Regions from separate parts of the Homo sapiens genome. Here all the other regions are linked to region 3. Evidence: chromatin contacts called from ENCODE Hi-C or POLR2A ChIA-PET data. All regions are on one chromosome and are shown on one strand. Each heading gives the region's core, a stretch centred on a gene start or an enhancer-like site at or near the end of the contact. The rest is flanking DNA. Distances are from core to core; before and after follow the strand shown. Region 1 overlaps GNA14 (G protein subunit alpha 14). Region 2 overlaps GNAQ (G protein subunit alpha q). Region 3 has its middle 59 kb from the start of GNA14.

Region 1 (3,821 bases), core at 1,221-3,720, 190 kb after region 3:
TGAGGATATGGCCAGGCATGGTGGCTCACACTTGTAATCCTAATGCTTTGGGAGGCTGAGGCAGGTGGATTGCTTCAGCCCAGGAGTTCAAGACCAGCCTGGGCAGCATGGCAATATCCTGTTTCTACAAAAAATATAAAAATTATCTGAGTGTGGTGTGCATCTGTAGTCCCAGCTACTCAAGTGGCTGAGATGGGAGAATCACCTGAGCCTGGGGATGTCGAGGCTGCAGTGAGCCATGATTACACCACTGCACTCCAGCCTGGGTGACAGAGTGATACTCTGTCTCAAAAAAAAAAAAAAAAAAAAAAAAAAAAAAAAAAGAAAAGTACCAGGATAAGCACCAGAAATACACATACATACACATACACAGACTTGCAGTGAAGAACCTGTGTCCTCCAATGTGTGTGGCTTCCAGGTGCGTCCTCACCCTCTTCCTGCTGATGATACCTCTTTTTTGGCACTTTATACCTATTTTTGAAACAATGAATTAATGGGTGGCCCCTCGCTCCCTATTTTTGAAACAATGAATTAATGGGTGGCCCCTCGCTCCCTATTTTTGAAACAATGAATTAATGGGTGGCCCCTTGCTCCCTATTTTTGAATGAATGAATGAATGAATGAGCGGCCCCTCCCTGAAACGTGGGCATCCGCATCTCCTGCACTCCTACACATCTCCACACCATAAGAACAAGCATCTATGGGCAGGAAAGTCCTCACAGAGAGCTCAGGTCGGAAGGGCAGGAAGATGAGGAAGAATTCCCATGATATTTTTCAGGTTGCTTGATTTCTGTTAAATTTGGCGATGAGAGGGTTAAATGATTGGAGGACGATTTTCCCTAACCAACGTGCCATTTCTGTGATTCCTCCACTCTCTCACTAGCAGAGAAAGGTCCAAACTGCACCAGGCACTTGGCTGGCTCTGGCTGTTCACACGTCTGAGTCCAGCCAACAGTGGGCTCTGTGTTAAGGGAAATCAAGAGCCTGTTCTTTTCAACCACGATCCTCACTTTCCCATCTTTAAGAGACAGGTTGTCATTATTGTTGTAAGAGATGTTTTGATTTTATATATTTGGCCAGAGATTACTCTTGTCACTGTCCACAAAGGTGTAACTTGATGTCCTTCCTAACCCCCATGCCAGGTCAAGACCTGTGTTACATTCCCCTGCCCCCTACCGCCCCCCACCCCCAATGGGGTCTCACTCTTTTGCCCAGGCTGGAGTGCAGTGGTGCCATCTCAGCTTACTGCAACCTCCGCCTCCTAGATTCAAGTGATTCTCCCACCTTAGCTTCCCGAGTAGCCAGGACTACAGGTGCACACCACCACACCCATCTAATTTTTGTATTTTTAGTGGAGATGTGGTTTCACCATGTTGGCCAGGCTGGTCTCGAACTCCTGGCCTCAAGTGATCAGCTGCCTTGGCCTCCCAAAGTGCTGGGATTACAGGTGTGAGCCACCATGCCCGGCTGACCTGTGTTACTTTGATTATGAACACCCATCTATGACAGTTTTGCTTCCCTGCCTCCAAGTGAGTGGTATCTCTGCCACTAGAGGTTGATATGAATGACTGATAATGCCAAATAATAATTTTCACCTAGGAAACTTAGACAAGGAGACCTAACCCATAGCAATAGTAGACATTTGATAAATATTTGTTATACGAATGAAATGAATAGCACAAGCTAAGAGTGCTTTCTAAAGATTGGGCCCAAGAGAAGACAAAATGGGCAACTAGTCTGATATTACAAAGCTTCGAGGATTTAATGGTCCATTGCCTTGTGAAGGAGATCCTTGAGTAAAGGTTTCCTGGAGACCTCTAAGTCTTCAGTGACTCTCTGCTTGCGGGTCATGTACCACCTGCCCCTGTTAGTTCCCATCTCTCCCCATAGTGTGAAACTCTGTTACATGGCTGTCTCTTCCTGCTCTGGGTTTTTTTTTTTTTTTTTTTTTTTGTGAGACAGGGTCTTGCTGCGTTGCCTGGGTTGAGTGCAGTGGCATGATCATGGCTCACTGCAACCTCGACCTCCCAGGCTTAAGCAATCCTCCCACTTCAGCCTCCTAACTGGGACTACAGGTGCACACCCCCAGGCCTGGCTAATTTTTTATTTTTTTGTAAAGATGGGGTCTCCCTATGTTGCCCAGGCTGGTCTTGAACTCCTAGACACAAGTGATCCTCCTACCTTGGCCTTCCAAAGTGTTGGGATTACTGACGTGAGCCACAGAAACTGGCACCAGCTCACTCTTGAATTCCTCAAGAGCAATGCTGTATTCCTGTCTGTTTCCTCCAGCTCTCAGACAAAGGCAATGCATAAACAAACAAACAAATACCTTTTGAATTCCAGATGAACACCATTAGAAATCTCAAGTTATTATAACATAGTTTTGGCATTTTAAGGGCGGGGAACCCAATAGCAGATCAACAGCCTCTCTTTTACTATTTTTGCAAGCCTTGTGGTTTTTGGCAGCAGTGGCTGCCCGGCTCTGCCGCATGCTCATTCAGCTTCAACCACAGTGACCTCCTTTCTTTTGGTCCCTGTATTCACAATGCTCCTTCAAGCCCAGGACTTTTCCACATGCTCCTCTCTCTGCTTCCCTTTCCTCTTTGCCTGCCCACGTCTTTCTTGTCCTCCACTAGAATGGAAGATCTATGAAGGCCAAGGTCTATGCCTACTTTTCCCCACCTTTGTAGCTGCAGTGCCTGACATAGATGCAGGCCAGTTTGCCAAAAGCCTATCCACTGAAGAACTCATTCCTGGGGCAAAGGAATGTGATTTTTTTATGAGCCCATGCAGTTGACCTTAAGGCCACATTCTGGCCTTTCTTGAACGTGTCTCTCGCAGTGTCCAGCCTCATTTCCTCTCCCTATTGGATTGTGGTTTCCTGCTTCTCCCAGGCCTCACTGTCATCTCACATCCTCCATCTGCCTGAACGTCCTGAAACTGATTTCCTTTGTACTCATAAATAGCTAACTTCATTTATTTGTCTTAAATAAGAAATCTGGGCTGGGCGCAGTGGCTCATGCCTGTAATCCCAGCACTTTGGGAGGCCGAGGTGGGCGGATCACAAGGACAGGAGATCGAGACTATCCTGGCTAACACGGTGAAACCCCGTCTCCACTAAAAATACAAAAAATTAGCCGGGCGTGGTGGCAGACGCCTGTAGTCCCAGCTACTTGGGAGGCTGAGGCAGGAGAATGGCGTGAACCCGGGAGGCGGAGCTTGCAGTGAGCCGAGATCGCACCACTGCACTCTAGCCTGGGGGACAGAGTGAGACTCTGTCTCAAAAAAAAAAAAAAAAAAAAAAATCTGATATTATAGAAGACTTTCTTTGACACCTTCTTTTTCCACCCACCCACCCTTGGGTTAGATACTCTTTCCAGTGTACCTGTAATGCCCAGTATCCTTCGTATTACATTATAATTCTTAATTTATGCATCTCTCCCACTTCAGACCAAGAGTTCTTTGATGGGGAATCATGTCGGGTTTACCTCTGCATCCCTTCGGGCTCAATAAACGTGAAGTCAATGATATTAAGACGCTGTGTGAAGACAATATTATGAACCCAAAGGTATCTGAGAGATTCATCTAGGTGGTAGTATCCACAACCTCAGAGGACGTGCTCAGCTGTTCTCCCATGGGATAGAATTTTGCCTCCTTGACTATGGGACTGTGATATCGGGCAAAAAGCAACAGGGGTCCACATGGCCATGTTTGTCTTTTTCCAAAGAAATATTTGGCCATTGGAAATATTGCTTCTGAGTTGCAAGATAACCAAAAAGCCTGGCATGGGGCCCTAAACTTAGTTTGGGAAGCTTGGGATT
Region 2 (3,751 bases), core at 489-2,988, 140 kb before region 3:
AGAGGCAGGCGAGGGTCACGAGAGCCTGCAGAGAAAAGGAGGCATTTGAGTCGGTCATGAAGGACACCAGCAGTTTTTACAGGTGGACAAAAGACATGTAAGGCAAAGAGAACCTCAAAGAGAGAAAGTGTGGACATCTGGATGGGTTTGCCAGGTCTGGGGAACTGAAAGGAGGTCTGAGTGACTGCTAAGATTAAAGGCACAGAGTGGGAGGTGAGGAGGCTAGGAAGTTCTAGAGGGTTCAAATCAGAAATGCTTTGTCCTGTAAATCGTGTGGAGCTGTGGAAAGGCTTTAAGCAGGTGAGTGATGTGATTAGGTTTACGTTCCCGAGAAATCATTCCATCACACTGTGGAGAACGGACTGGAAAAAGATCTTCGTGGATGCAGAAGATGAGCATAGACACTGTTGCTGTGGCCCGAGCAGGAGAGAATGAGGCCCAGACCCAGGGCAGTAGAGGTGGAGGTGTAGAGGAGGGACACAGTGAGAGAGAGAGATGGAGGAGACTGAAGAACACTGAGTGAGTAAACTGGAAGTGGTGGATGCAGGAGACCAGGAGGAGCCAGGGTTGTCCAGGATTTCTGGCAGAGCTGACTTGGTGAGTGAGGGCATTATTGACTCTGACAGATAAATGAGAAGAAAACCAGCTTCTGAGGGGTAGTGGAAGCAGATAGGGGCATGCGGGGCATGTTGAGATGTGTTGGGACATGCTGCGATTGAAGGGGCCTGCGGCCATCAGGTGAAGTGTGTAGCCGACATTTGGAAGTACTGGCCTAGAGCTTAGGTGAAAGCCTGGCTGAATAGGTAAGGTGCCACTGGTGTCATAGAATGAGGAGAAAGTAGTATCAGAAAATCACAGAAGAACGTAGTTTTAGACAGAGTGGTCAGTACAGCATTATCAAATACTGTCAAGGGCTGGGCAAGGTGACTCATGCCTGTAATCCCAGCACTTTGGGAGGCCAGGAGTTTGAGACCAACCTGGGCAACATGATGAGACTCCATCTCTACAGAAAATTTAAAAATTAGCCAGGCATGGTGGCGCACCTGTAGTCCCCAGCCACTCAGGAGGCTGAGGTGAGAGGATCGCTTGAGCCTAGGAGGTTGAGGTTGCAGTGAGCCATGATTGTGCCACTGCTCTCCAGCCTGGGCATCAGAGAAGGCAAGTAAGAGAAGAGCTGAAAGGGGCCCCTTGGATTCGATCATCTCCTGCCAGCTCTTGCTTTGTGGAACTGTGGTGGAGGTGGAAAACAGATTACAACAGGATGGGGGAAGCAGGGTAGGAAGCAGGTTGAAAAGCCAGTACGGATGACCAGATGACCATTTTCCTTCAGTTTAGCTGGGAGAGGATTCAGAAAGCACTGGCCGGTAAGGTACCCATGGGGTCAGGTTTAAATCATCATTCTAGTTGTAGACCCCACATGGCTCCACATTGAACTCCTGACCCCACTCCAGTATCAAGGCTTTGTCTCGATATTGTCTGTGGCTGAGAAGTAGTGCACTATCAGGTCTATAAAATCTCTGGTAAAATAAAAAAAAACTCTTATTATTTCTATTTTTTAGATAGTTTTAGGATGCTTGAGAGTCATGTTTTAATTCCCCCATCCCTGCAGTGAGATGTTATGTTGCTTTCTGGAAAACCTTTGGGAGTCATCAGTTATCCTCTTCCACGGTTAAATAATCGACGTCCTTTGCTGTCGGCTGGAGCAGGGGGTGCTGTCCTGTGACTCATGTGTTCTCATTCACAGCATGTTGAGCAATGCACTTGGTGCTAGTGCCTAATAAAGCATGCTGAGGATGTTGTCACTGAGCTCGAATTTTCCTCAGTGGGGCTAGATTTCTGTCACCACACATTTTTCTTCTTGCTACACTCTGAGACACTTCTCAATGAAACATTTGTCCTTTTTTCCTTTATTATGTCTAGAACGGTGTCTTCTCTAACTTAGTATTGCATTTTGCTGTCGGGTATTTATCTCTGATTCTGAATTGTATTTTTAGTGTTGCTTGTGTTCTTTCCTTTTCCTTTTTCCCCAACAAAGAACTTCTTGGAAGGTCTTCCATCCCTGTCTCCCTCCAGACTGCCTTAGGGAAGCCAGAAGCCATGCACAGTGAGACTTATGATGCGGACGTTGGCTCTGATGAGAGGCCAATACCACAGCCCTCAGAAGGGCAAAGGCTCAGCTCCCTGGATAGACCACTCCTTATTCCCACCACACTAATTAATTGTCATCTCAGAAGGCAATGAGACCAATTGTTCTGGCATTGCCCTGGCCAAGCCAACTCTGGAAGAGGCAGTGAGCTGCCAGCTTTTCTGCTGTTGGCCAGGAATCTGTATCCCAGCAGTCTGTCAGGGAAAACAGGCCAATTTGGGGTTTGAATTGCTGCCTCAGAGATGCCAGCAATGGGGTTGCTTGTTAAGAGAGTTGCACCCTAAGACTCTAGTGAAATAGCTTGAAGATCTGTGAGAGTGGTTTGAATTCCGACATGTGAAAGTATGTGCTTTGCTTGTGAAGTGGAAATTGCCCTATTCAAGTGGGCTTATGAGTCCCCTTTGTCACTTAGCTTGTCACTGAACTTAAAATCTTTGTTCTTTACTTTCAACTTTACTGAGGGGGAAGAATTTGGTGTTAATAGATGTGAAAGCTCTGTAGAAGATGTTACTGGACACATCAGAGAAAGAACTGTGATTTTTAGACTCTTGGCAGTGGCTTCACAGTGGCCCCAAGGAGACAGGGGTAGGTGGGACTGTTCTCATTGATCGTGATAGAGACAGTGAAGCAGAAAACCACTTATGTGATTTGTCTGAGGTCCTACCTAGCTGGCTGAAATCCAGAGCATCCAACACGACTACATCACCTAACATCTAAAATGACATTGCCTTGAAGGGAGAGAAACTGAAATGGACAGATACTTAAGTGCAGGTCTGCTGCTACCATAGAGTGCCTTTGTGCAAATGGAAAAGGCATCTCTAGGCCCCATGGGCAGGCAGATTACACAAAGGTGCTTCTTAGTGACTAACCAAGGCACACAGCTTGGTGAGCAGAATGCTGACTGGTTCCAGGCCCCAGGTTGATCTCCACCACATGTCCCTTTGCACAAGGCCCAAAATGCACAACCACATAGGGAGGCCCTGCATAGACGTTTGCCTTGACAGTGGACTAGTTCATAGATATTTGTAGCCAGTTGACCAAATCCTTATTTTACCTCCCCACTTTTCATTCCCAAGGTAAAAAATAAAGTTCATCTATTAAAAAACTAATTGTATGTGCCCCACCTTAACAGTATTCTTAAGGAGCTCTATTTTTTTAACCACTTTTCTCTCCCTGTAAATTATACTACCCACCCTTCCTTTTTGATATCTGCTGTAGCAAATTGTAAGGCAGCACTCTGCCCACAGGACGTGGTCTTTAAAGGAGTCATTTCCTCTTCCATCTCCTCCAGGCCATTCCCATCGTGTTTTTCGTGGCACTGGCAACAGGAAGGCACACTGAATAGCAGTGCTGAAAAGGCACTTTGTTGTTTATGTTATTACTGTGGGTTTGTCTCTGCCTAATAATTAGCGTTTCCGGCTTTCTGAATTTATTTGCCAAAATATTTGCAGGACTTTCGTGAACAAATAAGGGATGTGTTTCTTGACATAACTGACCACTGCCTTGCAAGGCTGAGCGAGAGATGTTTCTAGACATAATAGACCACTGCCTTGCAAGGCTGAGCAAACTTCTGGCTGTCGGAGTTTTTTTAGATGGATTTGCTCA
Region 3 (3,820 bases), core at 554-3,053:
CTCTACCAAAACCAGTGCCAGGATGCAAAAACCTAAACAGTAATTGATGCATTTTGGAAGGTTCAATGTGTACAACTCTGAGAGTTGAAACTCCAGACTACCCAGTCATGGGAGACACTCATACTTTGGCGAGTTTTAATTCCAGGAGCTCAAGCAGGCTCTCACAGTGATTATCAGGGGAAAATCCCCTCATGCTTCTGGTAGAAGGAGGGGGAAATGAAGCATTTTGAAATATGCCAGACCATCCTGTTTGTCTTAACAAGGCCTGTCCTCAAGAGAAACTTTTTTTTTTTTTTTGAGACGAAGTCTTGCTCTGTCACCCAGGCTGGAGTGCAGTGGCGCGATCTCGGCTTACTGCAAGCTCCGCCTCCCAGGTTCACGCCATTCTCCTGCCTCAGCCTCCTGAGTAGCTGGGACTACAGGCACCCACCACCATGCCCGGCTAATTTTTTGTGTGTGTGTGTATGTTTAGTAGAGGCAAGGTTTCACCGTGTTAGCCAGGATGGTCTCGATCTCCTGACCTCGTGATCCACCCAACTCAGCCTCCCAAAGTGTTGGGATTACAGGTGTGAGCCATCACGCCCAACCAAGAGAAACTTTTTATCAGAGCCTAAACTATTCAGATTTTACCAGAGTCTAACCAACCTGGAGAAAGGGAAATACCTAACTGCAGCACACACTGGCCATCCTGTCCTGCTGAAGGACGGGAAGAAGATTGAGAAGCATGTGTAAAGTTCAGAGTCCAGAGGTACAGACTCTCTGTAAGACTGACACTTAATCATAGGAACATAAAAAGCCTCCTTTTCCCCCATGTTACTAAAGGCCTCTATGCAGCAGTTCCTTTCATCTACTGCATCATGAACAGATATCAAGAAAAAAATTACAAGGCATACTAGAAGGAAAAAAACACACAGTATGAAGTGACAGAGCAAGCAAGATGAGACTCAAATATGTCAGGGATGTTGGAATTTTCAGAGTAGAAATTTAAAACAACTATGACTAATATGCTAAGGGCTCTAGTGGATACACAGTAGAGAATGTGTGAGAACAGATGGGAAATGTAGGCACAGAGACTGAAATTCCAAGAAAGCATGAAAAGAAAATGATAGAGATAAAAAACACTTTAACAGAAATAAAGAATGCCTTTGAGTAGTAGGCTAGACATAGACGAGGAAAAAGATGCAGAGTTTGAGAATATCTCAATAGAAACTTCTGAAACTGAAAAGAAAAAAAAAAGACTAAGAAAAAAAGAACAGAATATCCTAGAACTGTGGGGCAACTACAAAAGTTATAATAGGTATAATGGGGATACCACAAGGAGAATAAAGAGAGAAAGAAATAGAAGAAGTTTTTGAAGTAATGAATGATACTTCCCCATTTTCTGCAAATTAATGTTAGACACCAAACCACAGATCTAACAAGCTCAGAGAACACCAAGCAGGATGAATGCCAAAAAACACCCCACAACTACACATATACATATGATATTCAAACTGTGAAAAATCAAAGGTAAAGAAAAAATCTTGAAAGAATCTAGAGGAAAAAAAAGATGTTACCTACAGAGTAGCAATAATTGTCCCTTAGTCTGAATCTTCTGCAGAATGACTTGTGTTTCATAAATAGCTCAAGACTTTCAAAAGCAGATACTTGAAATCATGAGTTCTCCAAGAAATAGATGTGTTTTGAGAAAATAAATGATGTGGACAGCAAACTATGCGAAGCACATTCTTTAAGCATTAGTGCAGTCGAGTGATGATGAAACACCAAATGGACCAAGTGCACACTGACTTCTACCTATTGGCTTCCTGCCCCACCATGACACAGGCCTTGCTTTCAGCTAAGCCTGCAAGCTGCTCTTGTAACCCTAACCTTCCTGATGTCAATTATCCAGTAAAATAATACTCAAGTGGATATCAAAATTAATACCTTCCTTTCGTGGACATATTGTTTCTACCCTGTATTGTCTCTCGGAATCAGTCATCCTGAATACAAATATTAAAGATTTTGTTCCTCAGTCATTCCCCTAGTTCACACAGCCAACAATCTAACTCTTTGGCAGGGAAATCTTAGCCCAGTGAACTAAATTTTTCCAAATTTCTCCACTTCCTACTGAGCAGAAAGTTGGAATTTTTATGATTGCAAATTTTGCACTGAACATGTGTTCAACAAATGCGACTCAAATATCAACTTCCCAAACCGAGTTCTATCTAGGGGGCATATGAAGGTTGGGGAAAAGGTAAAAGGAGCCTGGGACATACTTACGGTGATGGCAAGGGGTCATTCTTCATCCTAACTCCTCTGTTTTCTAAAGAAAGCCAGCCAGCATAGACAGAGAACCCCTACATAGCACTGGGGAATTAGGGGGTGGAAAGCAGAAAGACCACTGGGGAACCTGGAAACTAGACGTAGATATGTTTGTTTCCTGTCCAAAACAAATCTTTTCCCATATTTGTTTCACATAGATTATATCTTCAAAGGCATGATCCTCTCCTCTTGTGAATGCAAAATTTAGGAAGATTAAATGTGTTTGTGGTTAAAATTGTTTCTTATAACCAATTCTGAGGCATTTAGAAAACTTGAGGGAACTCTGTGATCCCTTGAGTCCACAGATAGCAGAATAGACCCTCTGGGATGAACCAAGGGTTCTTGTGAGTTTTAGGAACAGACCTTATGTCATATATCACTTTTCTCTGCCAGCCAAGCTGGTACAAATCCTACATATGACTTTGCATCATGATAACAGGAAGAAGTCACATTTCTGGCAAATTCAGTTATACAGAACACAGTCTCAAATTTAAAAGAAAAATCACTGAAGCCATAAGACAAATCACAAAGGAAATGCACTAAAGCTTGAGTTTTTAGGGTTCTCAATCCTATTGACTCTTACTCTACATACAATCTAACATGCCTAATTGCATGGTGAAGAACTTTGACTGCTGTCACGCCATGCAAGATTGGATTCCTGGCTTTGCTTCTAATTAATCACCAACCAGGGTAAGTATGTGCAGCCTCTCTAAACCTCTACTTAACTGTAAAATGGGGATGATCATGGTGCCAACATCTTAAGATCAAATGAGATATAAGAAAAGACGTGTTTAGTACAGTGTGTGGCCCATGGTAATTGCTTAATAAATATTTCCAGTTATTATTATAGCTAAAGAAATGGAGAAGAAAAATTATAAAAGAACTAAAAGGCCACAGCAGACTGAGGCATTTATTACTGCAGGAGTATCCTCTCATAGTCCTGTGATCACTGATGTAATTAATGTATTGGCACAAAAGATGATAATCAGCTTCCATGAGGAGAATCAGGGTTATTAAGAAAAACTTAGATGATCCTCAAGACAACTTTTTTAAGATGATAGAAATGTTAGAAAATTTCTTCAATGTATTATTTTTCTTATCAAAAAATAAACTCAATTATAATAAAATAAAACATCCTTGAAGTTTAATAAAAATCTACTTAATTAGGTATTTGTTTCTGGGAAGATGGAATATCCAACTTTTTCCCTATTCTCAACAAGGACAACTAAAAACACTGCACCTTATATACAGAATAAACAGAAGAATCTGAGAGGTGGAGAGAAAGCAGACTGCCTAGACGTCAGGCCCTGAGAAATGATGCAGTGCTGAATTCCCTGAATTTCTTTTTGCTCCATATAACCCAGGCTTGGAGCTAAAGAAGCTGGCAACCCAGAAACACCAACCCAGATTTTAAAAGCCCTAACAAAAGTTGGTTCTCTCTAGCTAAAGGACCAAGAAAGGGGAAGCTAGCAAACTTTAGACAGTAACTTCTCTACTTCAGCCAAACACCCTAGAC

Evidence for each region. A loop is a pair of places that touch in the nucleus more often than their neighbours do. ChIA-PET counts read pairs that join two places held with the same protein, here RNA polymerase II (POLR2A). Pooled maps may share reads with other maps.
Region 1: a map of endothelial cell of umbilical vein shows a loop between it and region 3 (11-fold over the local background). The contact joins two enhancer-like sites. A Hi-C loop is called at or near these places in 2 of 168 maps with a recorded cell type or tissue (PC-3 and endothelial cell of umbilical vein) and 1 of 50 pooled maps. POLR2A ChIA-PET finds 5 or more read pairs at or near these places in 5 of 52 experiments (A673, BJ, PC-3 and 2 more).
Region 2: a map of ascending aorta shows a loop between it and region 3 (9-fold over the local background). The contact joins two enhancer-like sites. A Hi-C loop is called at or near these places in 2 of 168 maps with a recorded cell type or tissue (ascending aorta and endothelial cell of umbilical vein) and 4 of 50 pooled maps.

What each region holds. Positions count from the first base shown.
Region 1 is chr9:77,514,093-77,517,913 of GRCh38, reverse strand. The region is part of intron 2 of GNA14 (G protein subunit alpha 14); the gene reads left to right. GNA14-AS1 (GNA14 antisense RNA 1) reads right to left here. Exons shown (of 5, transcript NR_121184.1): 3 at 370-471. Among named protein-coding and RNA genes, the nearest start is that of GNA14-AS1, 68 kb to the right of the region's middle. Within about 2 kb of position 2,470, at least 7 of the 41 ENCODE cell types and tissues checked have a DNase peak (open chromatin) inside an H3K27ac peak, as active enhancers do; they include endothelial cell of umbilical vein, where a contact is called at or near this core.
Region 2 is chr9:77,847,103-77,850,853 of GRCh38, reverse strand. All of the region lies in intron 2 of GNAQ (G protein subunit alpha q), which reads left to right. Among named protein-coding and RNA genes, the nearest start is that of GNAQ, 180 kb to the left of the region's middle. Within about 2 kb of position 1,738, at least 16 of the 41 ENCODE cell types and tissues checked have a DNase peak (open chromatin) inside an H3K27ac peak, as active enhancers do.
Region 3 is chr9:77,705,819-77,709,638 of GRCh38, reverse strand. No RefSeq gene overlaps it. Among named protein-coding and RNA genes, the nearest start is that of GNA14, 59 kb to the right of the region's middle. RefSeq lists an enhancer at 1,612-1,906. Within about 2 kb of position 1,803, at least 2 of the 41 ENCODE cell types and tissues checked have a DNase peak (open chromatin) inside an H3K27ac peak, as active enhancers do; they include endothelial cell of umbilical vein, where a contact is called at or near this core.